3 separate regions of the Homo sapiens genome follow, and regions 1 and 3 are each linked to region 2. Evidence: chromatin loops called from intact Hi-C (ENCODE). Cell type or tissue: heart right ventricle. All regions are shown on one strand. Region 1 overlaps NINL (ninein like). Region 2 overlaps LOC105372581 (a long non-coding RNA gene). Region 3 overlaps ABHD12 (abhydrolase domain containing 12, lysophospholipase).

Region 1 (5,000 bases), 140 kb after region 2:
ACGGGACCAACACGGTGCCCTGCCCAGGCTGGGGACTCTCCTGGGGTTGGAGCTTGGCTTATCTGGGTGAAAGACACCAGGGCGTGAGATGCTGGTGGCCGCCCCTGGCCCATCCCAACCCCGCAACGCCACTGGAAGATGAACATGTGTCACCGAGTGAAGGGCAGGGAGGCATAGGCGTGGCCTGTGCACCTCAGGCACTGTCCTGAGAGGGGACTCCTGTGGTCGCCAGGTGAGGGGAGCTCTGTTTCTGTCCAGCTTCTTCCTCTGAAAGCAGGGGCTGAGAGGGGTGGGCTGCCCCACCTCTGCTGTGGCCTGTGGTCCTATGAAAAGGCCTTGCTCCTGGGCAGTGGACCACCACGGAAGGGAGGAGTCTGCCAGGTCCTGTAAAAACACTACATGGTATATTTTTTTTCTTCCACCACAACATAAATTACACCCACATTTGCTTTCCAGAGTTCTTTCAGCTCACCCCAGCCTCCTCTGGGTAAGGAATCCTTTGATGCCCTGGACCTGGTGTAGATGGTGGGCAGCTCTCAGGGGCAAAGCCAGGGCAGACATGGTCCTAGGCTGCCATATGTGGCTGGCCAACCATGGCATGGCCTCTGCTCCCAGGCATGGACATGGCCTGGCCCCAGGGTCACAGTGATGGGTAGGACTGGGGAGCAAAGGGCTGGCGAGCACAGAACTGGGGAGAAAGACAACCGCCCTAACTCTCCCCAGAGCTGGGGAGCACAGAACTAGGAAACACAGGGGTGGGTAGCACAGAACTGAGGAGAGCACAGAACTGGAGAGCACAGAACTGGGGAGCACAGGGGTGGAGAAGCACAGAACTGGGGAGCACAAGGCCGGGGAGCACAGGGCTGGGGAACACAGGGTCAGGGAGCACAGAGCTGGGCTTCAGGCCCTGACCAAGGGTGGCAGCAGAAGACACTTGCCAGCCAGGGCACCTTGGCTGTCAGCTGCTGCTGGAGAGGCCCTGCCCACTGACCTGCAGTGTTTGATCAAATGACATGAGTGCTGCCCTTTAGTGACTGGTGGGCACTTGATAAATGTTACCAAAACGTACACTAACATGGGCAGGGCTGGGGTCAGCTCCCTGGCAAGAGTGCTGATGCCCAGAATCCAGTGTCCAATTTCCCTGCAGCACAGTTGTGTGCACACTCACAGCATCAGCTGGGACAGCAAAGATAAGGAGTCAGCGAACAGCCATGCTCCTGCTGCCAGGGTCAACAGAGAGAGGCCAAGGTCACATGCCAGGGTTCACAGCAGCGGGATCTTCCTGACCCATGCAAAGACAACCCTGGATAAACAGAGGTTGGCAATGCTGACTCCACAGCCACGGAGAACCAGCAACCTGGCCCATACCTCGCTGTGAGGCCGCAGGGCCCCTGAGCGGCCAAGGCAGGCAGCTCAGGTCTGGGCAAGTCCCAGCTCCTGCCACTTGTGGCCTCGCGGTCTATAGGGTGAACTAAACACCTGCTACTAAGGGGGCGATGACTGAAAAGGCCAGGCGCTCCATACGGAGACTGCTGCTTACTCACTACACGCTGTAATACTGCCACCAAGGACACCAGAACTACCGTCCCATGTATGTACAGGTGCCCAGAATCCCAGTTTCATGCTGCTCAAACCCTATTTCCAGAGGCGCCTAGCTGCAAATCGGCCTTCCCCTCCCTCCCTACTTGGAAATACAACCAATGCAAATGACAGAACACTGAGGGGAGAAAGCCGCCCTAACTCTCCCCAGGGAGCCCACAGCGTGTGAGCCGCCCACCCAAAGCCCTCTGTTTAGACTCCCCAAAGCCTCTGTGTGAGGGCAGAGGCAAGGACACCCCTTCTCTATCATCCTTCCACAGACCCACGGGGCGGAGGAAAGAAACGGAGCTTTCCCTGAACTCTCAGGACCAAGACATTCATCCAGCACTGCCACTGCACACCCCTGCGGGTTCCCGGGGGCTCCCAGGCCTGCGCAGGCGCCTCAGTGCAGCCTCACAACAAGCAGCTCACTGTAATAATACACACTGTTTACCTGCGCAGTTCAGAGGCCTCTTCAGTTTCTTCTTCATGCAAACTGAATTATTAATACTCCTTGGTATTCCACATCTGCATAAAATGTTTGCATGTCAAAATCACCAGAAAATCTGGCCAGCATTCAGCAGCTGGCTACAAAATTGAGGGCAATATTCCAGATAAAAAGCAACAGTTTCTCTTAGTTTCATTTTTGGAAACTGGAATGAGTAGGCTCTCAATAATCCTAATGCTATAAAGCTTAATTTAAGATACAAACATAAACTTTGCCACCAAGTGAAAGAAAATCCTGTTTTCATCCAGAGGGGAAAAGCCTGTCCCCAAACAAACTGGATGCTGCCCCAGAGACATATGACGTTGTCATCGCTCTGCAGGACAGTGCAGCCCTCTGGAGGCCGGAGGAGAAGGTGTTGGTTTGCATTTAATTTAGTTAATTTATGCACAGTGACGAGGGAATTTAAGCTATGCCCCCCAGAATCCACCGGGCATTAAGGGCAGAGAAGAGATTCATGACCACTCGGAGGCAGCCTAGGTGTGCCAATCACCTAGGGACCCAGAGTGTCCGTAACGGGAAGCCATTCCCAACAAGGATCTCTGTAAATCCTGCTCGCCCAGAAAGAACAGGGCTGAGGCAGCCCTTTGAGGGTGTTCCTTTTTAATCTGGAAAGATGTTATAACCCCAATAAAACACTGAAGCCAGTGCCTACCTTCCAGCTGAACAGACCTCAGTGCTACTTCCAATGGCCTTGCCAGCAGGAATCAACCTTCACACTCCGGCAGTTCTGAGCTATTAGGATTAACTTCCGCTTTAAGTGTTTTCATGGTTTTCGCTTATTTTTCAAAATTTTTGCTATTTATTTATTTTGCAGGCACAGACCCAAAATATCTCAACAATCAAGTTTGAAAAGCTATCCCTTTTTTTTTTTATCAAATAAGGTTTAAGAAGCTTTTTTATTGTTTCAGTCCCAAAAATCTAAAAATAAGCTTATACCTCATTTAAGTGTTAATACTTACTTTCCCTACAAAGTAGATTTTTAGACTAAAAACTACAAAGATACCAAATGTTAAAACTGTCCTAGAACACCTTTCTGTGGTCTCCTAAAAAAAGACACCTCGGTACCTATCAACGCCAGACTCTGCTTACAAAGTCTCTGGTTTTAATGTGGGTTCTGCCACTTTCTAGCTCTGTGGTCTTGGACACATTACTTCACCTCCCTGAACCTCAGTTTCGTGATCTGAACAACCTGATTAGGACATTCTGAGCATTAAAAGAGCTAATGCTAAGCATGCTAACATGTTAGGTACTGAGACCCGTGCCTGATGGCAAGTACTGAATAAATGTTACCATGCCCCATTATACAGGCAAATGTGTCTGGGACTGTACACATCTCTAACCATCTACAAGCTGGGTGGGCATTTATAGCTTCCAAGATAAATAATCATATACAGCTAATCCTGTAAGTTCCTATTGTATGTCAATGTATGTAAAGACTTTTATATCCACACATACTTATATTCATGCTAGGACTATAGCTATAGATGCAAAATTTATATGTGTATCTATATAATTACAAAATATCCATACAATTAGTTATAGACATGAGATTATCCACATACACTTCTATGTATATAAAATGAGCTCTTTCTATATATATCATTACAAAAATAGGAAACTTTATTCTCAACATCAGTATCAACTTCTAACATAAATCTACTGTAAAGAAAGCAATAGTTCCTCTTTTTTACTGGAAATAGCCAATAACAGAAATAGAAGAAATGAGAGAACTAGAAGAGCACATTTGCAGCTACCACTGTAATAGCTGTAATAAGACAAGAATCATCCGTGTATGATCAAAAACAATGGGAGGAGTGACACTGTGCACACCAGCAGGGCAGGAAGCTCTAGGGGGTCAGACGTTCCCACAGAAACTACTGAGCAACTGCAATCAACTATTTCAAAACTCTGGAATCATTTCAGATCCTTATGGGCCTGCTACCATCCCTGTTCCTCAGCCCTTGTTCCTGCTGCCCTAGAGCTGGATGACAGCAGCCTGCACTCCTGGGGTGTCTGGCTGGTGCCAGAGTGGGCAGTGGGGACCCTGTCCTCCAAAGCATGGGCTCAGGGTTTTGGTTGGTCTAGTGGTTCCTTTAGGGAATGAAGCAGACTTTGCCTTGCATTCAGCCTTCCTGGGCTACAGAAGCTTCCCTCAAAAGCATCTATCAGAATATATAAAGGGATGGGAATACCTTTTGGGAAGGGAGAAACTTTGTCAGGTCACTGGCTGACTGTGAAGAACAGAAACTTCAGTCACTGCACACAGGAAAGATTACACAATTTGAAGAATGAAGAAAAATGAACAGAGTCTAAAGGTCAAGTGTACAATCATACACATCAGAGGAGACCAAGAAGAAGAATGGGGCAGAAAAAACATTCACAGAAAAAATGGCCAAAAACTTCTCAAATCTGATGAAAGACATGCATATTTGGATCCAAAAGGTAAGAAACCCAAAAAGAATATTCTTAAAGAGATCCACACTGAGACTCATTATAGCCATATGGTCAAACCTTAAAGGCAAATAGAGAATTCTGAAAGCAGCCAACCAGCAGCCCTCGAAGATGCTCTATGGAGTAGCCATTCTTTTGTTTCTTCACTTCTCTAATAAACTTGCTTTCACTAAAAAAAAAAAAAAAAAAAAAAAAAAAAAAAAAAAAAAAAAAAAAAAAAAAGCCTGGGCGTGGTGGCTCATGCCTATAATCCCAGCACTTTGGGAGGCTGAGGCGGGCGGATCATTTGAGGTCATGAGTTCGAGACCAACCTGGTCAACATGGTGAAACCCCCCCTCTCTACTAAAAACACAAAAATTAGCCAGGGGTAGTGGAAGGCACTACTCGCCTGTAATCCCAGCTACTTGGGAGGCCAAGGCACGAGAATTGCTTGAACCTGGGAGGTGGAGGCTGCAGTGAGCCA
Region 2 (5,000 bases):
GACTAGTATAAGTGGGTTCATTGTCAGTTTTTAATAGCTTAGGTATCCCCATGTGAGCAAATGATGACAATGTCACTGTACATGACCAGCTGTCTCACATGTTTGGCATGTAGCATGCAGCATATGAGAATAAGTGTCTATAGTTACATGAACATAGCTAAGCTTACCAAAGGTTGCTATGTGTGTAATATCCATTGGCGAAATATCATTTGGAGCCAAACCTCGTGGGTTACAGCCTTCTACAGGTGTGGCTCTAGGGACATGCTGGCAAGTAGGACGGGCTTGTATTATAGCCCTAGTTTGGCTGCGAGATAAAGGTAACATGCGAGTAAGGGCGGCAGTATTTTGGTGCAGAAGCATGTGAGACACTTGAGCTTGCTGAAACACAGAACCAATCAGCTTGTCTGCTTTCTCATTACCTAGAGATAGTGGCCCAGGAAGTTGTGTGTGAAAGTGAATATGAGAAATATGAAAAAGAGCTTCAGGAGAGCGAATAGCTTGTTGAAGTCTTACAAATAAATTAAGCCGGCTGGGCGTGGTGGTTCACGCCTCTAATCCCAGCATTTTGGGAGGTCGAGGTGGGAGGATCACAAGGTCAGGAGTTGGAGACCAGCCTGGCCAATATGGTGAAACCCGTCTCTACTAAAAATACAAAAAAATTAGCCAGGCGTGGTGGTGGAGGCTGAGGCAGGAGAATTGCTTGAACCCAGAAGGCGGAGGTTGCAGTGAGCCAAGATCATGCCACTGCACTCCAGCCTGGGCAACAGAGCGAGATTCTGTCTCAAAAATGAAAGAAAAAAAAAGTGAAAAGGGAAGGGAAAGGGGAAGGGGGAAGGGGGAGGGGAAGGGAGAGGGAAAGGGGGAGGGGGGAGGGGAAAGGAAGGGAAGGGAAGGGAAGAGAAGCGAAGCAGTTCTGGGTCTAGTGTACTTTTAATTGTAGCAGTTCCTATGCAACTGGCTACATTTACAACATAAGCTGAATCACAGACAATGTTGATGGGATCTGAGCTGTGAGCTGTAAAACCTGAATGACTGCAATTAGCTCTGAGTGTTGAGCTGAAACCCCAGAGGTCATTATTGTTTGAGTATGTTTTGGTCCATAGATAGCAGCACAACCTTTGGAAGAGCCATCACTAAAATAAGTCTGTCCACCTAGAATAGGCTTGTGATGAGTAATCACAGGAAGAATGAAAGAATGGATTTTATAAAACTGTAAAATTTTGTCTGAGAGGTAGTGGTTATCTATAGCACCCACGAAGTCTGCAAAAGCAGTTTGCCAGGCAGTCAACATTTCCCAAGCTTTGGCTTGTTGCTGGGAGTCTAAAGGAACAATAATTTTGTCGGGGTCATATCCCATAAGCATTTTTGACCTATGCCTGCCCATAGTCACAATTTGTGTAATTAAAGAAAAATAAACTTGCAAGGTTTTGACTGTTTGATTAGGTAAAAAGAGCCATTCTATTGTTACAGACTTGTCTATGAACTGTCCCAAAAGTCCTGTTGGAGAGTGGGGGGGTAGGAAGAATAAACAAAAGCAAGGGTTTTTGCAGCTGTAGCCTTGAGGCATGTCTCTGCTGTAACCTTTGCTCTACAAGCCATAATTCAGCTTCTGCCTCTTTAGTTAATTGCTGCAGGGAATTTAAAGAAGAATCTCCTTGCAGGGTTTGGTAAAGATGTGTAAGTTGATAGGTAACAATACCTAACATTGGCCATAGCCAATTAATATCTCCTAATAATTGCTGAACATCCTTTAAAGTTTGTAACCTGTCTTTATGGAGAACTACTTCCTGAGGCCGTAAACTTCTCTCTAACAATAGTTCCTAAGTATTGGAATGGGGAAGTTGTTTGTACCATTTCTGGAGCTATTTGGAGACTCCATTTAGTCAAAGCCTTCTTTGTTTCTCTGAATAACTGTTGTAGGATTTGATCTGTAGGAGCAGCCAAAAGAATATCATCCATAAAATGAATGATGTAAGCAGTAGGAAACGTATTCCGAGGCTCTAATGCCTGCCCTACGAAAGGCTGACATAGCATAGGACTGTTAAGCATGCCTTGGGGTAAAACTCTCCATTGATAATGAGAAACAGATTCTCTTTGATTAATAGAAGGCACAGAGAAGGTAAACCGAGGCTCGTCCTTGCCGTGTAAGGGCATAGTAAAGAAACAATCCTTAAGATCTATTGCTGCAAGAGGCCTGTCTCTTGGAATAGCCACTGGAGATGGTAAACCTTTTTGTAAGGCACCCATCAGTTTTATATGTGCATTAATAGCTCTTAAATCATGTAGCAGTCGCCATCTTCTGGACTTTTTTGTAATAACAAACACTGGAGAATTCCAGGGGCTGACTCCTCTCTGAGTCCGGCATCCCATTGTTCTTTCACTAGCTGCTGAAGTTGTGTCAGCTTCTCCTGAGATAGGGACCATTGATCTACCCATATGGGTTTGTCACTGAGCCATTCTAATGGTAAGGTAGTGGGTGGAGGAGAAATATCAATGACCCCCATCAGAAATCCTGATGTCCTAGCCCTTTTCTGTTTTTCCAGTTACTGATATCGGGTTAGGATTTCCTTGAAATTTTCCTAAACCTTTTCCCCTCTGATATCCCGTGTTCTTCAACATTTTAAATCCTGGGTTATCGAAGTTTTCATTTGTAAGTCTCATATCCCATGCTGTAAGTAAGTCTTGACCCCATAAATTGATAGCTATATTTGCAACATAAGGCTGAAAAGTACATGACTGTCCATCTGGACCAAGACAAGACAAAATCTCAGGGCTCTGTTGAACACTTTGAGCTGTGCCTACTCCCACTAGGGACATAGAAGTTAATTGCAAGGGCCAGGATGGGGGCCAGTTGTCTTTAGAGATTAGTGATACATCAGCTCCTGTATCCATAAGCCCATAAAATTTTTTTCCTTTAATTTGTACTACACAAGCAGGTCTGTTAGAGGCTATGGGTTGGGATACATAGATTTCCCATGTAGTTGTGCTCCCAAACCCTTTATTTCCTTGTTTCTCCTTTCGTGGAGAAGGGTGTAATTTGCAGGGAATAAGCAATAATTAGCAATATATTCTCCCGGTTCAAAAACCCAAAGATCTTGTGACATTAAAACTACTTGAATTTCTCCTTCATAATCAGAGTCAATCCCTCCTGGGACTACAGTGATGCCTTGCAAGTTAAGATGGCTTTTGCCTAAAATTAGTCCCATGTATCCTGTTGGTAAAGGTCCCCAAATACCAGTGGGAACTTTGATAGGTCTGTCTCCCCCTACTAACGTGATTCTTTCTCTGGCGGGTAGATCTAATCCTGCACTTTGTGGTGTTCCTGGGGTGAGGGAATCAAGTGCCTCTGGGAACTCATCCCTGAAACGGGGTTGAAGTCTGGGCTGGGAATGCCCTCATTGTTTGTGGGGCCCGGGTCCAGGCCCCGTCTCGTTTCCTGGCATGGGGGTCCCATTCTGATGAAATTTTGAGCGACACTGATTAGCCCAGTGATTTCCTTTGTTACAGCAAGGACAAAGTCCTGGCGTTTTTTCCGCTCGGTGGGGCACTGTATTGTAAGGTCCTTTCTGTCCTGAGATCTGGCGGCATTCCTTTTTAAAATGTCCAGTTTTTCCACAATCATAACATTTTCCCATTTTAGGGTTTGACCCTTGGCTCCTTTTAGATTTGTCAACTGCTAAATTAGCCATTGCTTGCGCTAACATTTCAGAGTGATGAAGCTCAGTTCCCACGTCCTGACAAGCTCTGAGAAAATTTCCCAAGTTTTTTGTACACCTCACCGGTGCCAGTGCATGTTTATAATCCGTGTTTGCGTTCTCAAAAGCTAGAGTTAAGATTAGCATTTCTGCAGCTGCGGTATGAGGAATTTGGCGCTTCACTGCTTCTCGCAGTCTTGCAAGAAAATGTGCATAGGGTGGCCAGGTGCAGTGGCTCACGCCTGTAATCCCAGCACTTTGGGAGGCCGAGACGGTCAGATCACGAGGTCAGGAGATCGAGACCATCCTGGCTAACACGGTGAAACTCCATCTCTACTAAAAATACAAAAAATTAGCCAATTGTGGTGGTGGGTGCCTGTAGTCCCAGCTACTCCGGAGGCTGAGGCAGGAGAATGGCGTGAACCCGGGAGGTGGAGCTTGCAGTGAGCCGAGATTGCGCCACTGCACTCCAGCCTGGGCAACAGAGCAAGACTCTGTCTCAAAAAAAAAAAAAAGAAAAAGAAAAAAAGAAAAAAGAAAATGTTCATAGGGCTCTTGCAACCCTTGCATGATATGTAAAAAGGATTGTACTGGGACTCCGTCTTCAGGAATTGTGGCCCAGGCACCTTTAGCGGCCTGTGTTCACTGCTGATAAGCAGCGTCTGGGAGTGCCATTTGATGTTCCAGGTCTGAATAAGGGCCATTACTTAATAGCATATCCTCTGTAATGTCTCCATGTCCAGCAACATGATTCTGTCTAGCCTGGTCTGCACACATTTCTTGCTAATTTAAATTCCATGTCAGATATGTGCTAGTGGACAAGCAAGCTCGCACCAAGTGTTTTACATCAAAGGGTAAAAGACTCATAGCACCAAACACGGATTCTAGCAATCCTAAGGTAAATGGGCTCTGTATGCCATCATTTACCACACTTGCTTTTAATTCCTTTAACAACTTAAACTCTAGTGGAGTGTGTTCATGAATAACCTGCTGTGGATTATTTGGATCAGACCTTACAAAAATAGGAAAAGCACAGGGTTCTAAGGGCTCTCCAGCTATGGCAGCAGAGTGTAAAAATCTTTGTATTGGGGTCTCTATTTCTGCTACTGAAGGAGGCAGTACAGATGTTTCTGCAACTGGAGGAGGCAGTATAGGCCAATTTTTATCCTCCTCCGTTTTTTATTTTCAATTGGCGCTGTGGGTGGGACAACAGATTCTTTCAGATTTTTAGATTCAGCCTGCTCCCCCACAGAATAATAAGGAGATAATGGCAGAAGTACAGTACGAATTAAACTCCAAGTGGAA
Region 3 (5,000 bases), 89 kb before region 2:
CAGCGACATACATGTGGCCTGTGGGGCTCTGAGGGGCCCCCAGAAAGCACAAGGAGACCACAGCGCCTCCCACCAGGCAACCACCTCGGCAGGCCTCAGATAGCACCAGGGGTGCCCGCCAGGGGAACAGAGATGGCTCTGGTCACTCCTAAAAAGCAGACTTGCTGATGCGGCTCTGGGGCCAGACCTGTGTGTGTGAGGCTCCCCAGCTCCTCAGGTGTATCATGGGAAGGGTGGCTGGTCAGCCCCGGGCCCCCCAGAATGTGCAGCTCATGCTGCTCCATGAGGACGCTGAGCACTTGCAGCAGGGCCGGGACTGGGGAGCACCCTGAATGCTCACTGCCACGGCTGGGGCCCAACAAGGCACTCACCTCGCTCACAGAGGCGCCGCACCAGATTTGTCGCCACGCTAGGAAAAAAGAAAAACAGCTTAGTTGAGTTATGATAAAATTGTTTGAGATGATATGGGCCTTATGCTGGAAAGTGCTCAGAGGAGCCATGGGGTCTGTGAAGCTACTGGAGTTTCAGGACAGAGTGGGGGAAATGGAGATCCCTCTAGCACTGGGGGTGACCTGGCTGCCCCACCATCAGCTGACCCCTGCAATGAGGGCTGTACCCACAGCCAGTCAGCTTGTCCCCGAGGTGTGTCCTGCTGCCTCTCACTGCCCGTACACTCCCATTGGCCGGGCCGCCTGTCGGCTGGGGGTGGCCAGCGTCTGCCTGCACCTCTCCTGGAGCCCACCACACCCAGGGCCTCTTGCCATCCCAGGACCACACCTGGTGGACCACGCAGACGGCCAAAGGGATGGCTGGTGCCCCCCACCCACTCCTCTCCTGATGCTTCCCAGCCTACAAGAGGCCATTCAGGTGTTGGGAGAAGGGCTGCCCCGAAGGGAAAGGCAGCAGAAAGGGAATGGCAGTGAAGGTCTGGGGACTGGGGCCCTGAGAGCAGAGGTTCCCGCAGAGACGTGGACCTCGCATCAGCAGAGATGACTCAGGCTGCCCACAAAGGGAGTGTGGAAGTACCTCCTGTCCTGGCCTCTGTGAGAAGCAAACCACCCACTGTGCCCTCCCTCAGCTCTGAAGACGCTTCTTCCTCAGAGCCAAGTCTCCCTAGGGAGACCCCTCGACCTCCACTGCCTATGTCTGTCCTGAGCCACTTCCTGGACGAGGAGCTCAGATCCTTTGGAGTCTCTTTGTAACTTCCCCTCCTGCCTCTGCCATGGGGATGGGAGCGAGGCTGGTCGGGACTAATGGTGCCACAGGGTTTGCAGGGATGGTGGACTCTCTAGATCCAGGCATGGGAGTCACCAGGAATACTGACTCCCACTAAAGGCTGCCTCCTGCTGGGGTCCCTTACCCAGTGCCCAGAGAGTGGCCCCAGATGTACACGGGGTTGTCACCACTTCTTGCTTTGATCCAGTCAAAAACGTGGAGTGCGTCATAGGTCATGCCCCGCTCAGATGGCGTTCCCACTGAGTCACCCCAACCTGGGAGGGAGAAACGGCAGGACGGGGAGGTCAAAGGCAGCTCACAAAACCTGGACAAACACACCTCCCCAAGGGGGCCCAGGGCCAGGAGGAGACAGGGAGGGGCCCGCTTGGCCCACCCTTCCAGAGTCCACAGACCCACCCAGGCCACTGGGCAGAGCAAGCAGTGGGGAGAACGGGCACAACCCCACATCCCCACCAGCCCTGGGGAAGGCAGCCCAGCAGCAACCCTGCCCTGCCCCTGCTGACTGCACAAACCAGACATCCCCTCACAGGGTCACTCTAAGTTGGTGAGCTGCACATTTGAATGGCAACTAACAGCAAGCTGAGTTAACAGAACAGATCACAGAGCTTCAGAGCTGGCACCGGCATCCTCAGGCCAGGGCTGGGACTTGCCCCACCCTCTTGGGCAGGGGAGTGAGCTCACTTCTCCCTCTCTCTTTCTTAACAGGCAAGCTAGTGAGGTCTAAGGCAGTGAAAGCCTCTGCCACCACCATCCTCAGCTCTACACTTCTCCCCCATCCCCCAGCAGCATCCATGTGTCCCACTCCGAGCCCTGACGAGCAGCAGTGCAGATGGCGTGGTCAGATGAGCAGCCCCCGGGGCCGCTGGCTGGACACCAACCTCCTCAACGCCGAAGGCTTGGTCAGGGGCAGGACAGGGAGTGGAGTCCGGAGGCTCCCAGAACAGGGAGGGCATTTCTGGGTTCAAGGCAACCATGACCCAGGAAGGGGAAAGGGGCTGTTTCCCCTTAGGGTCTAATTAGCATCTTGTTTCCATAACAGAAAACACTACCATCTCTGCCCCCCAAAATTACAACCTCCCAAGGGTCCCTCCCCCAGTCTCCAGCAAAGGTGGAGTGCAATTATCTTTCCAGCAGCCCAGCAGTGAGTCATCATCAGATGATCTGAAAGCACCACAAAGGTCAGAAAGAGCAGGTTGTGCAGTGTAAGCAAACAGTTAGTGCAGAACTTGCTGTTTCCCGACTCAGACACTAGAGGAGGGAGGAGGCCATGCAGAGGGCTAGGGCCAGGCTGGGAGGCAGGGGTATGGGGACATGAGACAGAAAGAAAAGAACAGAGACAGGGACAGGAGACAGAGACAGACAGGAAGACTGAGAGACAGGAACAGAGAGGCACAGAGACAGGCAAGAAGACTGACAGGGACAGACAGACAGGCACAGAGACAGGGACAGGAGGCAGAAGGATGCGGACAAAGAGGCAGATGCAGTGAGAGAGACAGAGGGACAGTCGGAGATGGAGCTGGCAGTCTTGGTGCCAATTAGAAACGTAGACTCCACGAGAACTGAAACAGAAAGTGCTGCGTGGGATTTCATTTCCTGACAGAAGTGCGGGGAGATGAATGGGAAGAAGCCACTCATTCTCCCTCTCCTAAGGTCTCTAGCATGCAGCAGAAGAGAACCAGTGTCAACATGGAGAGAAGGAGAGGGCAAACCACTTCCTTGCTCCTCATTCTGGAGTTTTTCCCAGCCCACAACTGTCATCCTGATGGAACTTTCTTCCCTGTGGTTGGCAGCATGGTGGCCCCCAAAAGTGTCCATGACCTAATCCCTGGAACTTGTGAACGCGTTGGGTCACATGGCTGGGGAATGAAAGGTATGGAAGGAATGAAAGCTACTAACTGCTTGCCTTGAGATGGGGGTGATCCTGGACAAGCTGGGTGGGCCCAAAATAACCACAAGGGTCCTCATCAGAGAAAAAGGGAGAGGAGTCAGGGTCAGAGCCAGATGACCTGGGACTCAATCACAGAAGGGCTGTGAGCCAAGGAACACAGGTGGCTGGAAAGGGCAGCCAGGCATTCTCCCTGAGAGCCCTGCTCCCACCCTGATTCCAGCCTGGGGGCTGCAGATTCTGAATTTCTGACCTCCAGAACTGCAAGACGCTACATGTGTGCTGGTTTAAAGCACTGTTTGTGGTAACATGTTATAGCAGCAAGAGAGAATTAACACAACCCCCACATCCAGGTGACAGCCTCTCTCCTTTGTCCCTCCCATATCTCCTCTTGGTCTGAGGATAGACACGCCACCTGCCCCCACAAGAAGGTGAAGGCAGCCAGCCACGTTGCCATCAACTCTTTAATCTCTCCAGCTGAGGACTACATGGTGGAATACACTTTTTGAAATTTTTGAGACAGGGTCTCGCTCTGTCACTCAGGCTGGAGTGCGGTGGCATGATCTTGGCTCACTGCAACCTCCGCCTCCTGGGCTCAAGCTTTCCTCCCACCTCAGCCTCCTGAGTAGCTGGGATTACAGGCACCTGCCACCAGGCTCAGCTACTTTTTTTTGTATTTTTAGTAGAGGCGGGGTTTTGCCACGCTGCCCAGGCTTATCTCGAACTCCTGGTTTCAAGCAATCTGCCCACCTCAGCCTCCCAAAGTGCTGGGATTACAGGCGTGAGCCACCGTGCCCAGCCAGAATACACTTTAAAACAGTCTCGCAGTCAGTTGCAATGGCTCACTCACACCTGTAATCCCAACACTTCGGGAGGCCAAGGTGGGCAGACTGCTTGAACCCAGTAGTTCAAGACCAGCCTGGGCAACATGGCGAAACCCTCTCTTAAAAAAAATAAAATAGCTCTCCCTCTCCCCACGGTCTCCCTCTCCCTCTCTTTCCACGGTCTCTCTCTGATGCCAAGCCGAAGCTGGACTGTACTGCCGCCATCTCGGCTCACTGCAACCTCCCTGCCTGATTCTCCTGCCTCAGCCTGCCGAGTGCCTGTGATTGCAGCAGCGCGCTGCCATGCCTGACTGGTTTTCGTATTTTTTTGGTGGAGACGGGGTTTCGCTGTGTTGGCCAGGCTGGTCTTCAGCTCCTAACCGCGAGTGATCTGCCAGCATCGGCCTCCACAGGTGCCGGGATTGCAGACGGAGTCTCGTTCACTCAGTGCTCAATGTTGCCCAGGCTGGAGTGCAGTGGCGTGATCTCGGCTCACTACAACCTCCACCTCCCAGCCGCCTGCTTTGGCCTCCCAAAGTGCCGAGATTGCAGCCTCTGCCCGGCCGCCACCCCGTCTGGGAAGTGAGGAGCGTCTCCGCCTGGCCGCCCATCGTCTGGGATGTGAGGAGCCCCTCTGCCTGGCTGCCCAGTCTGGGAAGTGAGGAGCGCCTCTTCCCGGCCGCCATCCCATCTAGGAAGTGAGAAGCGTCTCTGCCCGGCCGCCCATCGTCTGAGATGTGGGGAGCGCCTCTGCCCCGCCGCCCCGTCTGGGATGTGAGGAGCGCCTCTGCCCGGCCGCGACCCCGTCTGGGAGGTGAGGAGCGTCTCCGCCCGGCAGCCGCCCCGTCTGAGAAGTGCGGAGCCCCTCCGCCCGGCAGCCGCCCCATCTGGGAAGTGAGGAGCGTCTCCACCCGCCCCATCCGGGAGGGAGGTGGGGGCCAGCCCCCGACCGGCCAGCCACCCCGTCTGGGAGGTGGGGGGCGCCTCTGCCCGGCTGCCCCTTCTGGGAAGTGAGGAGCCCCTCTGCCCGGCTGCCACCCCGTCTGGGAGGTGTA

What was found. Hi-C counts contacts between places; a loop is a spot of excess contacts. Peaks named below come from ENCODE experiments on the same cell type or tissue, not always from the same donor. Only the 100,000 strongest peaks of a DNase experiment are listed, where the experiment ranks them.
Region 1: it touches region 2 in a loop (2.9-fold over the local background); 5 of 110 quality-filtered maps call a loop at or near these places.
Region 3: it touches region 2 in a loop (2.3-fold over the local background); 57 of 110 quality-filtered maps call a loop at or near these places.

What each region holds. Positions count from the first base shown.
Region 1 is chr20:25,537,990-25,542,989 of GRCh38, forward strand. The region is part of intron 1 of NINL (ninein like); the gene reads right to left. Among named protein-coding and RNA genes, the nearest start is that of NINL, 45 kb to the right of the region's middle. In heart right ventricle, a CTCF peak has its summit at 2,407 (motif pointing left); no DNase peak of the experiment used is centred here; H3K4me3 peaks cover 2,062 bases; H3K27ac peaks cover 1,825 bases.
Region 2 is chr20:25,397,017-25,402,016 of GRCh38, forward strand. All of the region lies in intron 2 of LOC105372581 (a long non-coding RNA gene), which reads right to left. Among named protein-coding and RNA genes, the nearest start is that of GINS1, 8.2 kb to the right of the region's middle. RefSeq lists a silencer at 904-1,104. In heart right ventricle, CTCF peaks have their summits at 2,305 (motif pointing left) and 2,511; a DNase peak (open chromatin) is centred at 2,311.
Region 3 is chr20:25,308,086-25,313,085 of GRCh38, forward strand. ABHD12 (abhydrolase domain containing 12, lysophospholipase) reads right to left here. Exons shown (of 13, transcript NM_001042472.3): 7 at 1,361-1,490; 8 at 372-409. Among named protein-coding and RNA genes, the nearest start is that of PYGB, 63 kb to the left of the region's middle. RefSeq lists enhancers at 1,105-2,304, 2,149-2,268. In heart right ventricle, a CTCF peak has its summit at 2,488; DNase peaks (open chromatin) are centred at 2,538 and 2,696; H3K4me3 peaks cover 834 bases; H3K27ac peaks cover 3,194 bases.